Linked DNA regions of Homo sapiens: regions 1 and 3 are each linked to region 2. A link is a contact called in ENCODE Hi-C or POLR2A ChIA-PET data. All regions are on one chromosome and are shown on one strand. Each heading gives the region's core, a stretch centred on a gene start or an enhancer-like site at or near the end of the contact. The rest is flanking DNA. Distances are from core to core; before and after follow the strand shown. Region 1 holds the start of NDUFS3 (NADH:ubiquinone oxidoreductase core subunit S3). Region 2 holds the start of ARFGAP2 (ARF GTPase activating protein 2). Region 3 overlaps CELF1 (CUGBP Elav-like family member 1).

Evidence for each region. Hi-C counts contacts between places; a loop is a spot of excess contacts on that map. ChIA-PET counts read pairs that join two places held with the same protein, here RNA polymerase II (POLR2A). Pooled maps may share reads with other maps.
Region 1: a loop to region 2 is called in a map of naive thymus-derived CD4-positive, alpha-beta T cell, with 16 times the contacts of the local background. The contact joins the promoter of NDUFS3 here to the promoter of ARFGAP2 in region 2. A Hi-C loop is called at or near these places in 3 of 168 maps with a recorded cell type or tissue (CD4-positive, alpha-beta memory T cell, CD8-positive, alpha-beta T cell and naive thymus-derived CD4-positive, alpha-beta T cell), 1 of 37 single-sample maps with no recorded cell type and 11 of 50 pooled maps. POLR2A ChIA-PET finds 5 or more read pairs at or near these places in 1 of 52 experiments (activated CD8-positive, alpha-beta T cell).
Region 3: a loop to region 2 is called in a pooled map, with 4 times the contacts of the local background. The contact joins the enhancer-like site here to the promoter of ARFGAP2 in region 2. A Hi-C loop is called at or near these places in 5 of 50 pooled maps. POLR2A ChIA-PET finds 5 or more read pairs at or near these places in 2 of 52 experiments (CD8-positive, alpha-beta memory T cell and WTC11).

What each region holds. Positions count from the first base shown.
Region 1 is chr11:47,577,824-47,580,523 of GRCh38, reverse strand. It overlaps NDUFS3 (NADH:ubiquinone oxidoreductase core subunit S3), which reads right to left and starts at 1,450. Exons shown (of 7, transcript NM_004551.3): 1 at 1,366-1,450; 2 at 1,190-1,255. The coding sequence starts at 1,432. It overlaps KBTBD4 (kelch repeat and BTB domain containing 4), which reads left to right and starts at 1,554. Exons shown (of 4, transcript NM_018095.6): 1 at 1,554-1,591; 2 at 2,496-2,700. The coding sequence starts at 1,573. RefSeq lists enhancers at 677-1,335, 1,404-1,643, 1,336-1,995.
Region 2 is chr11:47,175,611-47,178,310 of GRCh38, reverse strand. It overlaps ARFGAP2 (ARF GTPase activating protein 2), which reads left to right and starts at 1,432. Exons shown (of 16, transcript NM_032389.6): 1 at 1,432-1,529; 2 at 1,677-1,795; 3 at 2,388-2,460. The coding sequence starts at 1,458. PACSIN3 (protein kinase C and casein kinase substrate in neurons 3) reads left to right here. Exons shown (of 11, transcript NM_016223.5): 11 at 265-789. The coding sequence ends at 380. RefSeq lists enhancers at 305-354, 435-484, 332-913, 1,455-1,684 and a silencer at 975-1,404.
Region 3 is chr11:47,511,943-47,514,925 of GRCh38, reverse strand. The region is part of intron 1 of CELF1 (CUGBP Elav-like family member 1); the gene reads left to right. Among named protein-coding and RNA genes, the nearest start is that of CELF1, 40 kb to the left of the region's middle. RefSeq lists a silencer at 1,227-1,366. Within about 2 kb of position 1,530, at least 12 of the 41 ENCODE cell types and tissues checked have a DNase peak (open chromatin) inside an H3K27ac peak, as active enhancers do.

The DNA.
Region 1 (2,700 bases), core at 201-2,700, 400 kb before region 2:
TGGAAGGAAAAGGCATATTTAAAAAAGAAATGGAGAAGGCAAAAGCCAGCCCTGCATGCAGTCTCTTAGGCTTGTAAGGGATGTCAAATCCAGGAAAGGCTCCCTGAAGCACCTTGAGAAAGGTGCATGTGAAAGGTTTCCCTTCTAGGGAATACAGTGATGAAAACTTGGGGAAAGTGCCACCTTAACTACACGGTCCTCAGAAAGACTCTTACTATAGCAGCTGGGGTGTTCACCTCTTCTCAAAATTACTCCACAGTTCTTCCCTCACATTGCCTGCATTTCTGCTAAAGCAGTAGTCTCAGTTCTCCTGTCAGACTAAGAGCTGTTTGAGGATGGGAACTGAACTTTTGCCTCTCTGTAGCTCCTTAGCACGCAAGTTTATACCAGGTTCTCAAGCTAAGAACTTCAGGGCTTGAAGATCCCTCACAGACTCTCTCTCTCCTTAAAAGTGTGTGTGTGTGTGTGTGTCAATGAGAAAACTGAGGCCCAGGTGTGTGTGTGTGTGTGTGTGTGTGTGTGTGTGTGTGTGTGTGTGTCAATGAGAAAACCCAGGAAAGGAGAAATGCCAGGTCTCCTAACTCCCAGTCCGTGTATCTTGACTGTAACATAATATGTACATACTCATTCATGCAACCCTAAACCACTGAGCAATCACACATCACAAGCTACAGAATAATGGTTAGGTGTTTCTGCCTCTGGCAGCAGGCAGGCCTACTTTGTCATTCACTAGGTCTTTGACCCTGGGCAGTTTAATTCTTTGGACTGTTTCCTGATCTATAGTAAGAAGAGTAAGATGCTATCTACCCCATAAGGCTGTTGTGAGGACGAAATAAGATCATTCACTAAAACGCTTAGCGAGGTTCCAGGCACACATTAAGCACTCAATTAACGCTAGGTACTATTATTACAGGGCTCTGAGGCCTAAAGGTTATATTGCTTGCTTTCAAAGAGCTGACAGTTTAATCAGACAAAAAGGGGATGATTGAAATGGACAAGGAACAATCAGGGCCATAACAGGCCTAAGGGCACAGGGAGGGCTCGATTCTGCATGCAGGGTGAAGACCACTGCAAGTCAGATCTCCAAGATTTGCCAGGAGGACGTAGGGAAGGGCATCCTAGGGCAAGGACAGGCATCTAAGGGGCCCCGCCGATAGTTCAGAGAAGAGCGCTGCCCGCACATACTCACGGCGCGTGTCGGCCCCGGCGCTCTCCCGCCTCACCGGCAGCAACAGAACGGAGGGTCGCCCAGTCCCTGCACAGGGAGATAAAAGGCACAGACGCGCGGGATGAGCCCTGAGGAGCTCTCTGCACTGGGCACGCCGCTGCGCCTGACCCCGGTCTCAGCTGGCTGCCCGTGCTCACCCCTGGTCAGCGCCGAGGCCCCCAAGATCCCGCGCCACCACAGCCTGGCTACCGCCGCCGCCGCCATGTTACTCAGATGCAGACTAGGCAGCGGACGGAAAGACAGCAGGACACGGAGCCCCAAGGGCACGGACCGGAAACGGAAGTGTGCAGCAGATCTTCTTCCGGGCGGACGTGGAGCCGGAAGCGGAGGTTCCGGGCTCCGGGATGAAAGGAGGGAACGCAGGTGAGAAAGCGAGACAGGCAGGTAGGGAAATCGTGAGGTGAGCGTGGTCCTAGCTCCTTGTGGCAGAGCCTAGAGAGAAGGCGAGGACGCTGAAGAACCAGGCGGGTGAGAGGAGGGGAGGGGGCGGGCGTTTTGGGTTCTACGCTACACACCCCTCCCCCGCTCTCTGAGCCAAGCTTTTGACGAGGGCGGGCGGGCCTGAGCGGGAAGAACGGTTTCCCTGGCGACCGTTTCCAAGACGACTCAAGGTGGAGCGGGGACATTGCACAGGGTGATGGGCCTCCCAGTGCCCCGGCCTGGGGGCGGATGGACTCAAGTTCTGGGACGCAGCCATAGGGAGTCTTTCGAGCGAGCGGGGAAGTGTGGGGGAAGCAGCTCAGAAGAGAGCAAATGTAAGACCCACGGATATCCCAGGCTAGGCTTCATATGGAGCGTCTTAACTCCATGCGCTGGGAAGGAGAGGACCTGGCCACTAGGCCGGGGCCAGGGGTCCTTTTTGTCTGATTCTACTGCCCCTGAGCTTCACTAGTTTTATGCCCCAGTTATTTGGTTAGTAAGGCTTTTACGATCACAGGCCTCTCCCAGCCCTTTGCTTTCATATATTGACCTAAATCCCAAGTCTTTTGTTAACATTATGGAAAGGAATTATTCCGTGTTTTCTCAGGAAAACACCCAGAGTTGGAACTTTTATTTATATCATTAGCGGAGGGGCGCCACTGGGGATAACGAACCCAGATTTGGTTAAAGGATAGCGTCAGGGACATCATGGACAGGGCCAGGACTAAGGCCAATCTGGACCCACTTTGCTCTCACTTCTTCCTTTTCCCTCCCTGAGTTGGACAGTTGGATTCACAGACTATGGCTGTGAATTCCTCAGGTTACTCAAGATGGTGTTGCTTTGCAGACAGCTGGCAGAGAGAGAAGTTGGCTAGCATGGAATCACCAGAGGAGCCTGGAGCATCCATGGATGAGAACTACTTTGTGAACTACACTTTCAAAGATCGGTCACATTCAGGCCGTGTGGCTCAAGGCATCATGAAACTGTGTCTAGAGGAGGAGCTCTTTGCTGATGTCACCATTTCGGTGGAAGGCCGGGAGTTTCAGCTCCA
Region 2 (2,700 bases), core at 183-2,682:
GTGTCAGAAAGGGAAGCCAAATACCCACTTCTTAAGGGCCAGTCCTCTGTCCCTTCAGCTGTTCCAGGTCCAGATAGCTGGTGCCTGGTGGCTGCATTCAGGGTCTGGGGTGGGGCAGCTTGCTGACCTTGACCTGCCTCTGCCTGAGCCATGTCTTTGCTAGCTGGGCTCTGGGACCACACCATCCCCCTCAGTCCTTGACCCAGTTGCAGGAACAGGGCCTGGGCCAGGGCCACTGGCAGTGACCAATCCCCTTTCCCCCAGGGGAGGAGCTGCTGAAGATGAGTGAGGAGGACGAGCAGGGCTGGTGCCAAGGCCAGTTGCAGAGTGGCCGCATTGGCCTGTACCCTGCCAACTACGTGGAGTGTGTGGGCGCCTGAGTGTCCTGACAGCCCTTCTGCAACGTTTACCCACCCTGGTTCAGAGCCCAGCTTCTCCTGGAGAGCCGGACCCTCAGGGCCCTGAACCGTCGCTCTCTGGCTGCTCCTCTGTCCCTTGAGGGAGGAAGTCCTGGGACCCAGGGAGGGGAGGGGCCTTTGTCTAGGGAAGGGACTGGTAGGGAAGGGACGAGTCTAGGCTGAGGGCAAGATGGGAGGTCAGAGGTGACAGAAGCGTTCAGGGGTGCCTGGGCCTCCCCAGGAGCTGTGGACTCAGTTCCTGACCTCTGCTTTGGGGTTCCTGGGGTGGGCTTGGGGTGAGTGTAGTTCTGGCCTAGCAGCACCCTCTTGTGGCTTGTTCTAGCGTGTATTAAAACTTGACACACACCCACACACAAAAACAAAAACACCACTGTCGGGCTCATGTGCATTTTTTTGATAGGACACCCTTGCCAGGCCACCAGAGGGCATCTAGAGAGAGGCCTAGCGTCTGTTATGGGGCCGGGGTTGGAAAAGGGTTTGCCTGCTTGGTACCTGCTCTGGAACTTCGAGATACTAATCTGGAGTGGAGGGGACTCGCTGTCAGGCTTGCTGTTAACCGAGAACGGCTGAAGGCTGGGCGAGACGCGGGCCAATGCGTCTGCCCGTTCGGGCCGGAGGGACGAGGAGTGTTTGGGCAGCCTAATCCTTATTCATCGATCTGTAATTAGCTGGAGTGGGGGTCCCCGCCCCCAGCCTCCCGCAGCCTGCGCGGCGTGGGGGCGACTCCACCTGGGGGTTGCGGCGTGGGAGGGGCGGGGGGAAGGGTACTACGCGCGCGAGGAGGTTTGGGCCGGTCCGCGCGCCGTCGCCCCGCCCCGGCTGCGGATTGGCCCGGCGCGGCGTTGATTCTTGCGGCCGCGGTTGTCGTCGCCGCCCCCGTCCCGCCGGCTGCCCATTGGTCCAGATCGGACTCCAATCACCCCACCCCTCGGCTGGCCCAGGCACCGCTGAGGCCGGCCTGGTGAGCCCGCCCTCCCCGCCGTGGATTGGCCCGCGGCGGGACCCGTCAGCCGCGGTTGTGTCTGGGAAGGAGAGAAAATGGCGGCGGAGCCGAACAAGACCGAAATCCAGACTCTTTTTAAGAGGCTTCGCGCAGTTCCAACCAACAAGGTGCGTGAGCAGGGGGCGCGCGGAGTCTCTCGTCCCGCTGGGGCCTGAGGGAGGGAGAAGGGCGGAGGTGGGTTATGTTTCTGGGGTGTCGGTGCCTGGCCTTTACTCGGGGCCCCTGACGATTCGCTCATCGCCGCCTCCACCCAGGCCTGTTTCGACTGCGGCGCCAAGAATCCGAGTTGGGCCAGCATCACGTACGGTGTTTTCTTGTGCATTGACTGTTCCGGGGTGCACCGCTCCCTGGGCGTCCATCTGAGCTTCATCAGGTAGGCTCTCCGCGCGGTTGCCGTGTTTCCACCCGGCCGGCCAGGGGTGTCTGGGCAACAAGGGAGAGTGGCTGCCTCGACTTGGGCCGCTCTGAATTCGGTGGGAAGCCTCTGGGCCGAGAGGGTCCGGTAGCCTCCTGCCAGAGGGAACCACCTGTGTGGGCCCTTTGGCACATGGGCGGTCCGTCTCCGCCTCTGGGCCAAAACTTCCTCTTTTTTGACGGTCAGGCTTGAGACTCTGAGCGTTAGTTGAGGGGAAAGGGAGGCATTGACCTTGTTGTTGCTGATATGTTGTTAGACCAGTATGTCTCTAGTGAGACTGTGACCATCCATTAGGGGAAAGCCAAATCCAGGCGTGCGTGCCTGAGAATGTGACCTCCTTTCGGATCTGGGGACATAATTAGTACTCTTTGGAGTAAATGAACGAAGAGGAGAGTTTTCATGGACAGGGTAGTGTGGAGGAAATGGGGTGATGGCTGATTAATGTTTCCTGGGTGCCTACAGCAGCCTGAGGCCAAGTGACAGGTATCCGGGTTGCCAGGGAAATCCTGCTGGTATCTGCTAGTGGGTGAGACGCAGCCCTTGTACACAGGTCCACAGAGTTGGATTCCAACTGGAACTGGTTCCAGCTGAGGTGTATGCAGGTCGGCGGGAATGCCAATGCGGTAAAGCTCCTTCTACTTCCCTCACCTTCCATTCTTCTGCCTGGTTACTAACTTTGCACGACTCCCTAAGAGGCCCTGTCGTTTTCCCTGTTCAGAGGGTTCTCTGTTCTATAACACCACCATAAGCTATTTTCTGAAAACTTCGAAACTGGTCACAGCTTCTCTTAAATGGGTTTCAGATTCCAATTAAACTGGGCAGGTGTTCTTGGGGAAAAGCCACAGGAGTTGGGAGCCTTCACA
Region 3 (2,983 bases), core at 281-2,780, 340 kb before region 2:
TTACACCCAGTGTGTGGGCATTTGGGGAGGAAATAGGAAAAGAGATTTTTTAAATTATTTTATTTTTTGAAACAAGGTCTTGCTCTGTCAGCCAGACTGGAGTGCAGTGGCACGATCATGGCTCACTGCAGCCTCAAATTTCTGGACTCAAGCAATCTTCCTACCTCAGCATCCAAATTAGGGCTACAGGCGTGCACTGCCATGCCTGTCTGATTTTTTTTTTTTTTTTTTTTGTAGAGATAGGGTCTTGCTATGTTGCCGAGGCTGGTCTCAAACTCCTGGGTGCTAGAGATGTTCCTGCCTTGGCCTCCCAAAGTGCTGGGATTACAGGCATGAGCCATCATGCCTGGCCAAAAAGAGATTTTTAAAAATGTTTTTTGCATGCTCTGTTTGCCTCATCTGAGTGCCTCTAAAATAGGGTGTCTCTCAGGTGAGACGACCTCTGGTTTAGGTGCTTATATACTCATGGAAAGATCATATAACTAAATGGGAGGTGAGCTAGATTAGGGAGGTAGTTCTATTTATTGGTTGTGAATATGCAAGGATGCTATTGGCAGAGTCAAGCTTTAGGCCATTTGTGGCTCTGATCCTTTAATAATGGCTGCTTACGAGAAAATGTTTATCATTGTTAGGTGCAAAAAAGTAGGTTGTGCAGTATTATACTTAGTATAATATTGAATTTGAAAATTCTGTGTATTTGAGGCCAGACATGGTGGCTCATGCCTGTAATCCCAGTACTTTGGGAGGCCAAGGTGAGCCCATCACTTGAGGTCAGGAGTTCCAGCCTGGCCAACATGTCGAAACCCTGTCTGTACTAAAAAATACAAAAATTAGCTGGGTGTGGTGGTGCACGCCTGTAGTCCCAGCTACTTGGGAGGCTGAGGCAGGAGAATTGCTTGAACCCGGGAGGCAGAGGCTGCAGTGAGCTGAGATCATGCCACTGCACTCCAGCCTGGACAACAGAACAAGACTCCATCTGGGGGGAAAAAAAAAAGGAAAATTTTGTGTATTTGAGTGTTTGTACATTTTATTGTATGCATGGAAGAAATCCTGGTAGAAGATAAACCAAAATATGGTTGTAAGTATAATTAATTAAAGTTGGGGAAATGGAAAAATTAAAACAGGAAGGAATACTTATGAAATATTTTGTTTAAAAAAAAAAAAAGAGGGTGGCCGGGCGCAGTGGCTCACGCCTGTAATCCTAGCACTTTGGGAGGCCGAGGTGGGCGGATCACGAGGTCAGGAGATCGAGACCATCCTGGCTAACATGGTGAAACCCCATCTCTACTAAAAATACAAAAAATTAGGCGTGGTGGCGGGTGCCTGTAGTCCCAGCTACTCGGAAGGCTGAGGCAGGAGAATGGCATGCACCCGAGAGGCGGAGCTTGCAGTGAGCTGAGATCACGCCACTGCACTCCAGCCTGGGTGACAGAGCGAGACTCTGTCTCAAAAAAAAAAAAAGAGGGGGTGCTGCCCACATGTTGCTTTTACAGTACCTGCAATTTCAGGGGGGAAAACCCCCAAAAAACTAGGAAGTGCAAGTATGTCTCAATTCAGGAAAGTTCATAGAAACTTTACAAATTACACCAGATAAACTGGGGAATTAAGTTCAACAATTGAAGGTCTGATATGTGTTACTTTTATTCAGGTGTTCTGTGGATATGAATATAAATGAGAAAGTTGAAACATAGTTCACTAACAACATTTTGAAATGAGATTAAAATCACTAACAACATTTTAAATGAGGTGAATTGTATGTGATGTGGACTAAACTAGATAGCTGTTTAAAAACTTGTTTAGAGAAAATACAATTATAGTTTTAGATGACCTAGTGTTAGTCTAGATTAATCTAGTCCCATCCTCTAGGGATTGGAAGTCCAAGAGGGGACCATTCTAAGAATGGTTGTGAACCCCTTATAGAATCTGATGAAAGCTGTGGATTTTGTTTTCAGGAAATCTCACTTGTCCATTTTCACACGGTTTAGCATAAAGTTTAGTCTGTTTAGCCTAAAGCATTGTTGGGCTTACAGGCCTCCAGCTCCTGAGAGGTCTGCTTCCCGCTTGATCCTTTTATCTGTTTACTTGGCTCTCTGGAGCATGAGAGTAGGTGAACATGGAGTTTTCCAAAGCAGGGGGCCTAACTTACTTATTGAGCTAGGCATGTAACAGGAAGAAAGAAGTAAAGGGCATTGCAAGCTGACCAAAAAGTAATACTTTAAAGAGAATATACTTTTCCCAAGTTATTTCTATTATTTGTCTTTTTTCTCTTTTCCAGTTAAAAGTTTGGGCAGGGTGCGGAGGCTCACATCTGTAATCCCAACATTTCGGGAGGCTGAGGCAGGCAGATCATTTGAGGTCAGGAGTTCGAGACCACCCTGGCTAACATGGCCAGACTCTGTCTCTACTAAAAATACAAAAAAAATTAGCTGGGCAGAGTGATCCCTCATCTCTAAAAAAAAAAAAAAAAAAAAAATTCTGGGCACGGTGGCTCATGCCTGTAATTCCAGCACTTTGGGAGGCCAAGGCAGGTGGATCATGAGGTCAGGAGATCAGGACTATCCTGGCTAATACAGTGAAAACCTGTCTCTACTAAAAATACAAAAAAATTAGCCAGGCTTGGTGGCCAGTGCCTGTAGTCCCAGCTACTCAGGAGGTTGAGGCAGGAGAATCGTTTGAACCTGGGAGGCGGAGGTTGCAGTAAGCAGAGATCATGCCACCGCACTCCAGCCTGGGAAACAGAGCGGGACTCCATCTCAAAACAAAACAAAACAAAAAACCGGGCACAGTGGCTCACTCCTGTAATCCTAGCTTACTCTGGGAGGCCAAGGAGGGTGGATTGCCTAAACTCAGGAGTTCAAGACCAGCTTTGGCAACATGGGGAAACCCTGTTTCTGCTGAAAATACAAAACATTAGCTGGGCATGATGGCTTGTGCCTGTAGTCCTAGCTGCTTGGGAGGCTGAGGCACAAGAAGCACTTGAACC